Regions from separate parts of the Homo sapiens genome. Here regions 1, 2 and 4 are each linked to region 3. Evidence: chromatin contacts called from ENCODE Hi-C or POLR2A ChIA-PET data. All regions are on one chromosome and are shown on one strand. The core of a region is the stretch at or near the end of the contact, and the rest is flanking DNA. Distances in the headings are between cores, read along the strand shown.

Evidence for each region. Hi-C counts contacts between places; a loop is a spot of excess contacts on that map. ChIA-PET counts read pairs that join two places held with the same protein, here RNA polymerase II (POLR2A). Pooled maps may share reads with other maps.
Region 1: a map of posterior vena cava shows a loop between it and region 3 (5-fold over the local background). The contact joins the enhancer-like site here to the promoter of RHBDD1 in region 3. A Hi-C loop is called at or near these places in 3 of 168 maps with a recorded cell type or tissue (endothelial cell of hepatic sinusoid, posterior vena cava and sigmoid colon) and 10 of 50 pooled maps. POLR2A ChIA-PET finds 5 or more read pairs at or near these places in 3 of 52 experiments (A549, T-cell and activated T-cell).
Region 2: a loop to region 3 is called in a map of CD8-positive, alpha-beta T cell, with 3 times the contacts of the local background. The contact joins the enhancer-like site here to the promoter of RHBDD1 in region 3. A Hi-C loop is called at or near these places in 2 of 168 maps with a recorded cell type or tissue (CD8-positive, alpha-beta T cell and naive thymus-derived CD4-positive, alpha-beta T cell), 2 of 37 single-sample maps with no recorded cell type and 11 of 50 pooled maps. POLR2A ChIA-PET finds 5 or more read pairs at or near these places in 1 of 52 experiments (activated CD4-positive, alpha-beta T cell).
Region 4: a loop to region 3 is called in a map with no recorded cell type, with 3 times the contacts of the local background. The contact joins the enhancer-like site here to the promoter of RHBDD1 in region 3. A Hi-C loop is called at or near these places in 2 of 168 maps with a recorded cell type or tissue (CD4-positive, alpha-beta memory T cell and GM12878), 6 of 37 single-sample maps with no recorded cell type and 13 of 50 pooled maps. POLR2A ChIA-PET finds 5 or more read pairs at or near these places in 2 of 52 experiments (OCI-LY7 and activated naive CD4-positive, alpha-beta T cell).

Annotation. Positions count from the first base shown.
Region 1 is chr2:225,668,570-225,672,068 of GRCh38, reverse strand. All of the region lies in intron 7 of NYAP2 (neuronal tyrosine-phosphorylated phosphoinositide-3-kinase adaptor 2), which reads right to left. Among named protein-coding and RNA genes, the nearest start is that of NYAP2, 270 kb to the right of the region's middle. RefSeq lists a silencer at 3,317-3,366. Within about 2 kb of position 1,533, at least 2 of the 41 ENCODE cell types and tissues checked have a DNase peak (open chromatin) inside an H3K27ac peak, as active enhancers do.
Region 2 is chr2:224,920,880-224,924,432 of GRCh38, reverse strand. All of the region lies in intron 2 of DOCK10 (dedicator of cytokinesis 10), which reads left to right. Among named protein-coding and RNA genes, the nearest start is that of MIR4439, 88 kb to the left of the region's middle. Within about 2 kb of position 2,017, at least 7 of the 41 ENCODE cell types and tissues checked have a DNase peak (open chromatin) inside an H3K27ac peak, as active enhancers do; they include CD8-positive, alpha-beta T cell, where a contact is called at or near this core.
Region 3 is chr2:226,834,447-226,838,020 of GRCh38, reverse strand. It overlaps RHBDD1 (rhomboid domain containing 1), which reads right to left and starts at 1,967. Exons shown (of 9, transcript NM_001167608.3): 1 at 1,934-1,967. RefSeq lists enhancers at 1,455-1,604, 2,445-2,514, 2,354-2,648 and a silencer at 1,655-2,184.
Region 4 is chr2:224,955,668-224,959,008 of GRCh38, reverse strand. The region is part of intron 1 of DOCK10 (dedicator of cytokinesis 10); the gene reads left to right. Among named protein-coding and RNA genes, the nearest start is that of MIR4439, 53 kb to the left of the region's middle. RefSeq lists an enhancer at 872-1,261. Within about 2 kb of position 1,313, at least 6 of the 41 ENCODE cell types and tissues checked have a DNase peak (open chromatin) inside an H3K27ac peak, as active enhancers do; they include GM12878 and OCI-LY7, where a contact is called at or near this core.

The DNA of each region.
Region 1 (3,499 bases), core at 284-2,783, 1.2 Mb after region 3:
TTTACTATTTCAAAATATTAAGGCCCTCAAGAATTATGCTAAACCTACTCTGCCTGTGCTCTAGAAATGAAAAAAAAAAGTGTGGATGCCAGTACATCTGTTTACAGCATTATTTATTAAATATTTAAAGCCCATGTTGAGACCTACTGCACAGAAAAAAAAAGAATTCCTTTCAAAATATTACTGTTCATTGACAATGCACCTGGTCACTCAATAGCTCTCATGGAGATGTACAAGGAGATTAATGTTTTTATGCCTGCTAAGATAACATTCATTCTAAATCCATGAATCAAGGAGTAATTTTGACTTTGAAATCTTATTATTTAAGAAATCTATTTCATAAGGCTATAGCTGCCACAGATAGTGATTCATTTGATAAATTTGGTAAAAAAAAGTAACTTAAAAACTTCTGGAAAGGATTCACCACTCTAGATATCATTAAGAACACTTGTCATTCATGGGAAGAGTTTGAAATATCAACATGAACAGGAATTTGGAAGAAGTTGATCTCAACCTTTTGGATGACTTTGAGGCACTGAAGGCCTCAGTGGACTGCAGATGTGGTAAAGTGGAAATTATAACAAGAAAACTAGAATTAGAAAGGGAGCTTGAAGAAGTAACTGAATTGCAGCAATCTCATGATAAAACTTGAACACATGATGAGTTGCTCTTTAGGGATGAACAAAGAAAGTGGTTTCTTGAGATGAAATGCACCCCTGGTAAAGGTGCTATGAACATTGTGGAAATGACAAGAAAGGATTTAGAATATCACATAAGCTTAGTTGATAAAGCAGTGTCAGGGTTTGAGAGAAATGACTTTAATTCTACTGTGGGGAAAATGTTCTCAAACAGCATCATATGGTTTGGCATAGGTAAAGGAGGGAAAAAGAAAAAAAAACAGCATTGCATTCTACAGAGGAATCTTTTGTAAAAGGAAGAGTTAAATTGATGTGGCAAACTTTGCTGTTGTCCTATTTTAAGAAATTGCCACAGCCACCCCAACCTTCAGCAACCACTACCCTGATCAGTCAGCAGCCATCAACACTGAGGAAAGACCTTCTACTGGCAAAAACATAGGACTTGATGCAGGCTCAGATGATCGTTAGCATTTTTAGCAATGAAGTATTTTTTTAATTAAGGTATGTACATTGTTTAGACACAATGTTTACACTTAATAGACTGGATTATAATGTAAAAATAATTTTTCTATGTACTGGAAAACCAAAAAATTATTGAGACTTGCTTTATTGCAATATTCACTATATTGCCATGGTCTGGAATTGAACCCATGATACCTCCAAGGTATGCCTGTAAACAATCCAAAGAAATCTTAGCAATATTGATTTTAATACAGATCCCTGTCATTCCAAAACACATGATAAACAATGAATTACTGCTTGATGCTGCCAAAATGATTGCTGAAAGCCTATGTAGGAATTTTTTTTTTTTTTTTTTTTTTTTTTGGAAAATACTGAAGACGTTTTCCCAGGAAGGACATAAACTAATGCAATAGCACCCCTTTGTGGTGACATAAGGCTATAAAAATCATAACCAAGACCATTAATTTGTAAGGGTCTTTTTTAGAATTTCCTGCAGAATTACATTGAAATGGCCTAAAGACTCATTTAGTAATCCTTTCCTTTCTCTTAGGCAGAACCACACTACTATCATCTCACCAATATGGAAATTTACTGTGGTTTTAAAGGTCTCCAAAGGAAAGATTGCATGACCTCTCCCCGTACAACATTCCAGGGTTCTGCTTTCAGGTCTAATAAAAATAACTTGACACACGAGCATGCACCCATTTCCTCTAGTTAAACCTGCCTCTTTGGTTGAGATGAGAACCAGATGGCTGTTATCCTTTTTATTCCTTGGCATCTATGTACACCAACTGTGAAGGCCAAGGATACAGAACCATAGCAAGATTGTACAAAATGGATTTGGTCAGAGGAAGTAATCATGACCTATCTATAAAACCTTCCAAAGTAGGGCCTGCAAATACCACTTCTGTTTGGAGCAGAAAGTGTTTTAGTGGGCCAGAATGTGCAAAGCACATTTCTTCATTTGAAGAGCTCTTCATCTTCCCCTCATGTAAGGTGAATCGCTGCAACCTGGGTGTACTTCATAACAACCCGACTCTCCTTGGAGGAGGTGTGCTCACACTGCTTTCAAACAACTTGAGTCTTTGGAATGATCGTATCTATTTATTTAACCTTCTTGCCCTTTGCACATCATCTGACTGCTGGACAGAACGGAAATAAAAATTGTTATTTTTCTCTTTTTAAAGTCTAACACAATTACACATTTTCTACTACTGAACTGAATGCTACTTTGAATTTTCTCCATTTCAGCATTTTAAATATTAATAAAATTTTGATTTTTTTGTTATTCACTTTAGCAGTTCCCAGTGGTTTTCAAATTATAGAACAAACTGAGCTCTTCCCAGAACATTCTGGATATTTGTTTTCATAGGGTTGACATTACAATACTGTGTTTCTTTCTTCCTTTTTTTTCTCACTAAATGATTTTTTAAATTGTAATCAAGAAAAATAAGTTGTTGAAAATGTAAGCTGCCAGTTTTATCTCTAGTTAGGGTTTATTTTTGTAACACATAATCAGTTGAAATATATAGAGATTAGCTTTGCCCATTTTTGTCCATACGAATGAGCTTTTAAGGGATGAATTAAACAATGGTGTCTTATTTGTAGTAGGTAGAGACGTGATGTGCAGAAACCTACGTTAAGGCCTTTCATTTTAAAACAATACAGGGTAATAAAAGCCAAATTCACGTGCCATAATGACTTTTGATCTCTTTTGTAAAAAGAAAGAGATAGAGTCATGAAAAATAGTAATAATTAACATCTGCTCTGTATGTTCATGTACCACATGCTTTATGCCTCAGGTAGATAACATACATTGTAAAAGAACAGCCAACTTCATGTTCCTGCCTGAAACCTCACTGTAAATAAAATATGAGTCAGACATTCATTATGTAGTTTTTGGTATTCATACTTGTCCTTAATCATCCTCTATTACGTCTGTAGTTAATGCATATGCAATCAATTTTAAGCCATTAGCAGCAAAAAAAAAAAAAAAAAAAAAAAAAAAAAAAGCAGGGGACACCAATTAGGACACAATTTTTTTCTTTATTTATTCCTGTGTATGTAATTACCTTACATTAATAGTTTGACTTGTCAAGTAATTTCTAGCCCAAATGAATGGAGACATGTTAACTTTGGAGATCCTCTCCCTCCCTCTAGTGGTGATGAACTGCACAGGAAATCTTCAGTATGTGTTTGCTCTATAATACCCAGGAGAGTGCAGCTGACACACACACAGGAAAGGACAGTGCATTGAGAGTAAGAAGAGAGGGGTTCAAGGCCGAGATCTGCCATTACTCTGTGAACTTGAGATTTCACTTGGCCTTTTGTTTCTCAGTTTTCTCATCAGAGATGGGATAATGATTATGATTTGCAGGACTGTTGTGATGGTCACATGA
Region 2 (3,553 bases), core at 768-3,267, 1.9 Mb after region 3:
AATGTTCAAAATAGGCAAATCCATAGAGAGAGAAAGGAGATTAGTGGTTGCCATGGGCTGGGGAGATGGGAAAATGAGAAGAGAATGCTAGTGGATATGGGGTTTCTTTTGGGCATGATGAAAATGTTCTGTAATTAAATCGTGGTAATGGTTGCACAACTCTGTGAATATACCAAAAACCACTCAATTCTATACTTTTAAAGGATAAATTTTATGACAGATCAGTTATATCTCAATTAGATGGTTTTTTTAAAAAGCCATTCTATGTGTTAGGATAGAGGTGGTGCACGTGATCACAGGAAGGATACAAAGGAATCATGAAAGCATATATGTAGATACGAGCACTTTATTCTTTAAAAGGAATGAATGGAACATAGCAAAGGAGTAATAAGGAACATGGCAAAACTTATTTTACAGTTGTTATATTTTACCCCCAAAGCAGATGTAATGTGGCTTGCTTATAAACAATAAAACACACAGGTAAAATGACCGGCTGAATTCATCAGCAGCATAACCTTTCGGCCTAAAATATTCTATGGGTAAGCTGCAGACTTCATGTGTGCTACAGAGAGTAAATAACAGCATTCAGGGAAGAAAAATGTGTGTTGGATGAATTAGAAAGCTTTTGAAAAGGAGCTGGCACCTATACAAAACCTGAGATTTCTAAAGAATGAGGAAAGAAAAAGACTTTTGGAGAGGCAGAGGAGCATGGGCAAAGGCCCTGTGCAGGAATGAGGCTGGCCCTGAAGGAGAAATGCGGGCAGCCAGGTGGGATGGAGCCGGTGAGAGCTGGCAGTGCTGGGCCGCTCTTCAGTCCATTTCTCTTCCCTAGACCATGTCTGCAGGCCTCGCAGCAGGCAACCCTCTTCACTGGGCTTTCTTGGATGGTAAACTCAGACCACAGACCTCAGAGTCTTTGCCAGGGGGAGGTCCTGGTGCAGTAGGTGTCTTTATATTGTTGGAGCACCTCGTTTCTATTAATGCTCACATCTTCCCATATGTAGAATGTTTGGTCCTCACCTCTTTAGAGGAGATGAGACATGTTTTGGAGCCTGGAAAATAAGTCACAAAAAAGAAGTGAAATGACTGGCTCAGTAGTTTGTCAATCCAAGAGTAAAACACCTTGAAGTTCTTCTTATAGGATTCTATCACTACTATATACCTAAATACTACAACACTGTGTCTTCATGCTTAACTTGGCTGGAATGACTGCTATCAAGTAATAGACAACTGTTCATTATTTGTATATTTGCCATACAGTTCAACCCCAGCAAAACAAGAAGGGCCTTCCCTTTAAAGCACAAGTCAGGTACTAAAGTAATATTCTCATATATTTAAACAATAAGTAAAATAAAATCACAACAATACTCTTCTGAATGTGGTAAAAGATGTTTTTCAAGAAACTAATGTAATCTAAGGACATTCTCTAATAGAATAAAAGACAATATCGATGTCTGAGAAATTTAGGTTAAAATCACTTTTAAACACATGCTGAGGGTCATTAATCACAAAGTTTTAGTTAATAGTTCTTATTGTGAGGCTTATAACTCCCCAAGCTTAGACTGATTGATTACTTTAAACACCATCATTTTGTCCTCCTTTTTGAACAGGGGGAAGCTACAATACTGTCAGAGGAAGCTTTTCTCAGCCCCAAGATAGGATAAGCAGCCCTTTTTTAGACTTTTACAGTGACCTTTGGCCAATTGAGAGATAGTCCTGATGTGCTTGGAAGGAAGTCTTCTGTAGCCAGTATAGCCAGCAGATTGGTGGCTGTAACGAAACCTCCAAGACCATCCACTGCAGGCTACAAGAAACCAGAAAGTGACAGGGCTGCAAGGGAGGATGTCTGAATCTCATGGACCTGAAACTATAAACACAGGCCTGCATGCATCATTTCAGGACAGTTTTTATTTCCAAATGCCTGATCTCTGGACAATAGATAGGCTCCTTATGAAATCCTACCACCAAAGGAGAAGCTCAGCTGAGTTCCACTGCAGTTTCAGATCCCTTTTATGCTATTGAGCTATACTAATTGTTGACCAGAGTTTTATAAAAGAGAACAGGAAATCTCTTGTGGTCAAGACAATTTGTAGTGGTCTGAAAGCATCTGATTCTCAGAAAAGAAAAAATTCTTTGTAACCATATTAAAACCCTTACCAAATATGATTGTTTACAGTTTTCTTTGTATTCGATCAATTCATTTTTGCTTCAGTGGAGACACATTAAAGAGATCTAAAATGAGAAGAAGTGCCACAGTTTTTAAAGTGGAAACTTGTGGAGTCCTTGCACTTTTTTTTTTTTTTTTTTTTTTTTGAGATGGAGTTTTGCTCTTGCTGCCCGGGCTGGAGTACAGTGGCGCCATCTCGACTCACCGCAACCTCCGCCACCCGGGTTCAAGCGATTCTCCTGCCTCAGCCTCTCGAGTAGCTGGGATTGCAGGCATGTGCCACCATGCCCAGCTAATTTTTATTTTATTTTATTTTATTTTTATTTTTAGTAGAGACGGGGTTTCTTCGTGTTGGTCAGGCTGGTCTCACACTCCCAACCTCAGGTGATCCACCCGCCTCAGCCTCCCAAAGCGCTGGGATTATAGGCATGAGCCACAGCGCCTGGCTGTCCTTGCACTTTTTCAGACAAATGCTCCAGCATTATAATAAAATACAACTAAGATCAATAGCACGTTATGGGCATACATCATACATGTATTCTCTTTCCTATACCTTGTGTAACCTGCACAGGATATTAGATATGCAATAACTGCACATATTGTAAAATAATGTTTTAGATTTATCACATGGTTCCAAGAGCATAATTCAGCCTGTTGTCTTATTTAGTAAAAAGTCAACATCATTTTATAACAAGAGACCACCAGGCATTGTACACGTGATTAAGCAATTTTTGTAACTCGGCCTGAATTAATTCGCAGTCTCATAAATTGGATGTGAACATTACCTTATGTATTTGGGGGCCTATCTAACTATAGGACATTACTAATCTAGTAGCCATGTGATTACTGTTATGGGGAACCCAAGCCTACATTCCAGAAACTTACCAATAAAACAAGCAAACAAACAAAAAACTTCTTAAATTAGCTAAGTGTTCACGTTAGTATTATTATTTATTGAAATGGAGTTTTGCTGTTGTTGCCCAGCAACATTGCTGGAGTGCAATGGCATGATCTTGGTTCATTGCAACCTCCCCCTCCCAGGTTCGAGTGATTCTCCTGCCTCAGCCTCCTGAGTAGCTGGGATTACAGGTGCCCGCCACCATGCCCGGCTATTTTTTGTGTATATACATTATATATATATATATATATATATTTTTTTTTTTTTTTTTTTTTAATAGAGACGGTGTTTTCCCATGTTGGCCAGGCTGGTCTCAAACTCTTGACCTCAATTGGTCTGCCCACCTCAGCCTCCCAAAGGGCTGGGATTACAGGCATGAGCCACCGTGCCCAGCCCACTTTATTTTATTATGTCACAGAGCAGTGATCGTAGTGGGACAGTAAGTTTACTACATAGATGGAACAGGGAGTGGTTGTGTCACATGCAAA
Region 3 (3,574 bases), core at 718-3,217:
TGAGGGCACTCCTGTGATCCTTCCTGAAAATGGAGGTATCTAGAGTAGACATGAGATCTTTGCTACCGTGGAGTTGTACGACATATGGGAAACAAAGATAAGGACAGAAACATATTCAGCCTTGGCTTTCGCTTGCAAGTCACTATGTTACAATAATTCTCAACTCTAAAACTAGTGCTTACCTCTGGTCTTTACCAAATTCTGGGTCAAAGAAGGTATAACTAAACTGAAGACGAGGCAGGTGGATTACCTGAGGTCAGGAGTTCGGGACCAGCTTGGCAAACGTGGTGAAACCGTCTCTACTAAAAATACAAAAATTAGCTGGGCGTGGTGGCAGACGCCTGTAATCCCAGCTACCTGGGAAGCTGAGGCAGGAGAATCGTTTGAACCCTGGAGGCAGCGGTTACAGTGATCCAAGATTGCACCATTGCACTCCAGCCTGGGTGGCAGAAAGAGACTGTCTCCAAACAAAGCTGAAGAGATCAGAAGGCCAAAGAATTAAAAACTACTCTTCAACATAAATACTAATGCTATTCTTAAAAATCCTACAACCACAATAGCATTAGTATGCACTGCTTTAACTTTTAACTGAATATCCTGCATCCAACAACCTTGACTACACAGAATTGAGAATCCCGAGGTAAACAAAATACCCTCTAAGCAGCAGTCCCAATATCCATGCGCTACAGCTCATATCTACCCCGCTGAAGAATCCTTCCAGCACAAACTATGTACTTATTTTATGCAGTTCTAATAAGTTACTTAATAACATCTTTGAGGGTTTTCTATGTGTTTTGTGTTAAACATTTTTCTTGCATCTTCATATTCCAGCCCTGTGAGGTAACATGTCCAAGTTTTTCCATCTAGGAATTACTTCAATTCAAATTCCATTATATGTGATTCCACAATGGGTGTTATCACTACGCCATTAATTCTCAAACTTTAGCGTCCAGGTGCATTGGTATCAACTGGAAGGCTTGTTAAAATATATTTCTGATTCAGTAAGTTTGGGATAAGACCCCAAAATGTGCATTTCCAAGAAGTTCCCAAGTGATGCTGATCCTAGCGTCCTGGGATTATTTAGAAACCAATGCACTTCTATTCTTCTTTGAAAGAATACTTGCTTTCCACAGCGACGGCAGGCCTGCAGCAAACCAGAAGCCTTTAAAGTTTATTAGAACTACCTCAAAAAGACACACAACTGTGAGAAATTAGATAAAGCCTTCTAATAAGCAATTTCAAAGAGAAAAAAGAAAAGCCTGGGAGTCACTGAGTGTACTGCAGAGACCCAAACACCTCGATAATTGAATCATAACTAGGCAGGCACTCATTCATTTTGACAGTAACGCTGAGTCTTCAAAAGAGTTTATGCTCAGTTTAGAAAAACAAATAAGGCTGTGATCCGTTTCTTGTAAACGTTTATCCAAAGGTTTTTAGGGGTTGGACAGAAAGGGTTTACTTTGGCGGATTTTTTGTCCTCTAATAAAAGTTATTACTGCGGTGAGGCTTAGACTTGTTCTGAGAAACTGAAAGCTGTCCCGAGAGCACCTGAAACTGCATGCTCTGTTGCTGATGCAACGTCACTTCAAACTTCCTGCTTTCAAAAGGAACCCTTTAAACTCGCTCAGCGCCAACCCCTTCCTCCGAGTGTGGGCACGTCGTTCCCGTGCGGTCCGGCGGAGATGCGGCAACTTCGACAAGACCCCAGGTGGAGTTACCCCAGGAAACGCCCTCCCCGCTCTCGGACTTGCCCCGGACGGGGAGGCTGTGCCTCCAGCCCCGCCATGCCTCCCTCGCCCTAGCCCCCCGGGAGGCGCCGACCTCCGCCCAGCAGCCCCAGCCCGGCCGCCAGCTCCCGCAGCCCGGGGAAACGGCGAGAGATGCCGCTCACAACCAACGACAGCAGCCGGACCAAACAGACGCGGAAACTCACGCTCTCTACGACCCGCCTGCGTCCCCACGTCTTCGCGCGCACGTGCGTCATCACGCACGTTCCCGATCCGGGGCGCCCCGGGTTCCTGGGGCCGGGTGCGGGAGGGGAGGGCCTTAAAGCGGACGGCTCGGCCGCGGCGCATGCTTAGTTGTGCGCGCCCGCGCTCTGCTGTCTGCAGACCGCGTGCGCCGGCAGTGGCTCTAAGGGGGCCGCGAGGGCACAGCGGGGCAGGACCGCGGCAGAGCGCAGTAAGGAGAGTGTGGACCCTCGCCCTGTCCTCTAAGCTCCATGTGAAATGTGGATAATATTCCTTACTGCCATAAATAGCCACTGGCCGCTGACTACGCGTAAGGCAAACAAGCGACCTGCGTTCAAGGGACCCGAAGACTAGGGGAGAAGCAGCGAGCGGGTCGCGGCCGCCTACCCAACGGACGCCTCTGCCCAGGTTCTCTGCCGGGAAGCTTCGTCCTTCCGGGCCCCAGCGCAGCCGGAGGCTGGGGAGCTGCTGCCTGGAAGGGTCAGATACCGCCTGTTAGGCGGAGGGTGGGAAAGACACTCTCCTGCTTCAGGAGCTATCGCAGACAACCGGAGGGCGGCTTATCGCAGAGTCCCAGAGCCAGCCAGCAAGGCAAGGTCGCGGGTGCACCTTTCACTCCCAGAAGCTTGGGTCTGGGACTGCACCACGCAACGTTTGCCCATTTTGAGGGCTTTAGGTGTTTCATATTTCAGTTAATAGAATTTCGATTAATACATAATTTGATACCATTTTAATTGTTTGCTACTCGGGAGCAAGTTTTATGTTTAGCTGTAGGAGTTAGGCTAAGTTAAATGTTGCAATGCTATATATATTTAATAGGATATGAAAAAACTATCTTACAGCCGGGCGCGGTAACTCACGCCTGTAATCCCCGCACTTTGGGAGGTCGAGGCAGGAGGATCGCTTGAGCTCAGGAGTTTGAGACCAGCCTGGACAACATAGTGAGACCTTGTCTCTATTTAAAAAACAACAACAGGCCTGGCGCGGTGGCCCACGCCTGTAATCCCAGCACTTTGGGAGGCTAAGGCGGGCGGATCACCGGAGGTCAGGAATTCAAAACCAGCCTGGCCAACATGGCGAAACCCTGTCTCTACTAAAAATACAAAAATTAGCCAGGCATGGTTGCGGGCGCCTGTAATCCCGGCTACTCGGGAGGCTGAGGCAGGGGAATCCTTGAACCCGGGAGGCAGAGGTTGCAGTGAGATCGCGTCCATGCACTCCAGCCTGGGCGACAGAGCATGACTCTATCTCAAAAAAAAAAAATCTTACTATTTGGTATGGAATTTTCTGATAGCTAGGGTAAAGATGCTCTTTTTCCAAGAAGGAATCCGAGTATCCGAATACAGGTGGTTTAGTGTTACTCTTTGTTTATTGGAAGTTGTAGCAGCTGTGTTTAGATAGTCTGCTAAAACAAAAACTGCCTAAACCAGAAGAGTTTATCTTTTGCCATTGTGTATTAAAACTCTTCATAGAAATATTTATTTTGGAGTTTGAAATTTAAGTGAAAATGTGGCTCATGCATAGGTGTGGGTGTACATATGACTTTCAAGTGACAAAGAAGATTCTTAGCAAATTGTACGTGTTCATTAAGACTCATAAGTTAC
Region 4 (3,341 bases), core at 64-2,563, 1.9 Mb after region 3:
TCTAGGTAGCGGATCTCCTTCCCAATCTATGATACCCTTGCAAAAGAGAACAAAGTCAGATTAAATGTCTCTTTGTCAGTGTACTTTAATACCTTTCCGTGGCCTTGGAAATTTATTCAAAGGAAAAAGAGGAAGACGGGGAGAAAACAAAGTGCAATACTCTTTTCTGCTGTTCACAACATCAAATTGGTAATTATAATGTTGGTATTTGCCACATGCCAGTAGGAGATCCCGCACCGTTGAAACATAAAGAGGATACTGTTTATTGCTCTGGGAATTTACAGTCCCGCTTAGGCAGAAAAGTAACCATGAAAAGTTCTTTTTTTTTTTTAAACATATGATATTGGTTAAAACTTGGCTTTCTTAACTTCCTTGGAATTTGAGTCTTCTTTGTGGGATAAAGGGAGATGACAGAAATAGGATAATTGGAACCTTTTGTAGTTGTGCACAGAGGGGATTTAAAAATGAAATAGCCAGTGTTGCAAGACACAATGAGCACAAAGAGGTCAGTTGTGGAAGGAGTGAGTGTGCAGGGGAAGAGAGGCTGTTTAACCTAATTATCCTTATCCAAACCAAGGGGTCTTCTGGCTACTCCCTTCCTTTCTGAAGCATCCTATTCCTTTCACTGCCACTTTCGAGGTGCCCTTTTTGTGCCCGGAGCTGGTGCCCTTTTTGTGCCCGGAGCTCCTCCTCCTAATGCTCAATGCATGAGCAGCTAGGATCATCCTGCACTCATAAACCATACACTGTAGCAGCGCAGCTCAAGATGACCTCAACACAATTACTTTATAATCCAACTTACAACTGACATCCACTGAGCATTTTATTATATTCCACACATGGCGCTAAGCACTTCACCAATATTCTATTAATAAGCCTCACAACATCTAATAAAGTAGATACTGTGGTTATCTTTATTTTGCAGATAAGGAGACTCATTTCCAGAGAGGTTAGGGAAGTCACCCAGAGGTACCTGGCAAGTAAGTGTGAAGGCCAGCACAGTGGTCTTACCCACAGTGGCCAACACCACAGTCCCAATGACATGCTTTCATGCTTGAAACGTGTATCCTCATCCCCAATTCCTTGGGCCTTTGCCTAGGTGACCAGTTTGCCTCTTCTGAGATAATATTCTAAGTTATTGAAGATTATAATGGGTTTGTAGCTTTTCCAGGCAAGTGAAGCTGCATTTTAATAGAGACGTCCCAGAACAGAAACAGAAACCTAGGCTTATGCACTAATTTGAATAGTGGTGTTTTGAGACATGTAGAGAAGTGAAAGAGGGCACTGATTTGAAGGACAGTAGGTCTGAGGTTCTTCCAAGCAAGTCAGCTCGGCTTTCAAGAGGTACTAACTCTGGTCCAAAGAGAAATCTCCACCATCTGCCAGGAGATCCCTGGCTCTGGAAGCCATCATCAAGGAAATACTGGATTTGGTGGCTCACACCTGTAATCTCAGCTACCAGGAAGCTGAGGTGAGAGGATCTCTTGAAACCAGGAGTTCTAGACTAGATTGGGCAACATAGCAAGACCCCACCTCAAAAAAAATTAAAATGAAAAAAGGTGTGATGATACACATTTGTAATCCCAGCTACTCAGCAGGCTGAGGCAAGAGAGTCATTTGAGCCCAAGAGTTCAAGGTTGCAGTGAGCTATGATCACACCGCTGCACTTTAGCCTGGGTGGCAGAGTGAGACCCCATCTCCGAAAAACAAAGCCGGGGGGGGGCGGAAAGTAAAAACTAAATACTAGATTTAGACCTAGGGTTGGGGAGAGATTTTTCCCTGCCCTCCCCCAAGAAGTTTTGGCAACTTCTGAGGACCTCAGTGGCTGTCACAGATGGGCACAGCAGAGGGCGGGGAGTTTGCTACTGGTATCCATGGGTAGAGGCCAGCCAGGGATGCTACAAAACATCCTGCAATACAAGGGACACCCCCACACACAAACAACAAATGATCAGATCCAAGATGTCAATAGTGCTGAGTTTAAGAAACCCTGATTTAGACAATACCTGAGGGACATGACAAGCATGACCAGGTTTACAAATTCCAAGCACAGCCGTGGCCAGTGAAGAGGCTGGCTTTATTCCAGGGTTTTCTCCTCCATTTCCTAAACATGCGGTGTGATCCAGCTGGTTAGTTAATTCCACCTGACTGAGTATACATTAGGAAAAGAGAATATTTGATTTTATAAATGAGATCTCCGTGCAGTATAAAAATAGTTTGTGTTGGGAGGTAGTGCCACAGAGGGCACTATTATATGATTTTCTGCCTAAGAAAACTATTAGGTGAACCAGCTTCTGAGGCATTGTTTCTCAAAGTGTGGTCTGTGTAGTGTCTTTAACAGGCATCACTTCGATGCTCTTTTTTTTTTTTTTTTTTTTTTTTTCTGAGGTAGCGTCTCGCCCTGTTGCCCAGGCTGGAGCGCAGTGGTGCAATCTCGGCTCACTGCAACCTCCACCTCCGAGGTTCAAGTGATTCTCCTGCCTCAGGCTCCTGAGTACCTGGGATTACAGGTGCATGCCACCATGCCCAGCTCATTTTTGTATTTTTAGTAGAGACAGAGTTTCACCATGTTGGCCAATCTGGTCTCGAACTCCTGACTTCAAATGATCCACCCACCTTTGGCCTCCCAAAGTTCTGGGATTACAGGCATGAGCCACCGTGCCCGCCAATGGATGGTCTTTATAAAGCCAGATTACTAAACCCCCCAAATGAGAGCTACTGAGCTCCTGGTTAGGGTCAAGGAATCCACATTTTAAACAACTTATCCATGTGATTCTTACAAACACTGGAGAGTCTCTTCTCTTGGGGTTATAGTAGTAACTTTCAAAGTCCTACTATTGTCCAGGTCCCAAATCAAGTCTCAGTGCTTGTATGAAGAAATCCTGCTTCACCTTGGCCAACACAATGTTCTCCTTTGTTTTCAGATGCTGCAACCCATATTCTTCATTTGTCACTTCGTTTCTGCCTTTTGTGTTTTATGTGTACCATCATCTCCCCACATGGACTGTGTATAGTCTGTTCTAATTCTCTCTTATCATTGATTCCTGGCACTGGACAGACACGAACAATGTTTGACAGAGAGTCATTCTCATAAACTAGATTAAATACATATGGGTGCCCTTATGAGAGGTATCCAATTCTTGTTTCTCTGCTATTTCAGTTCTTCTTGTTTACCTAGTGAGGTGCAGAACACATACCCAGAGGTTAATTTGCCCTTTAATTGGGGACCTTAACTACTGGACTTCAAAATGTCAAGAATTTACTGCAGTGTGCACAACTAAATAAAGGAAATTCAACAATTAGTTATCTGCAAAACACAAAGTTCTTGATTGCAAACCCAA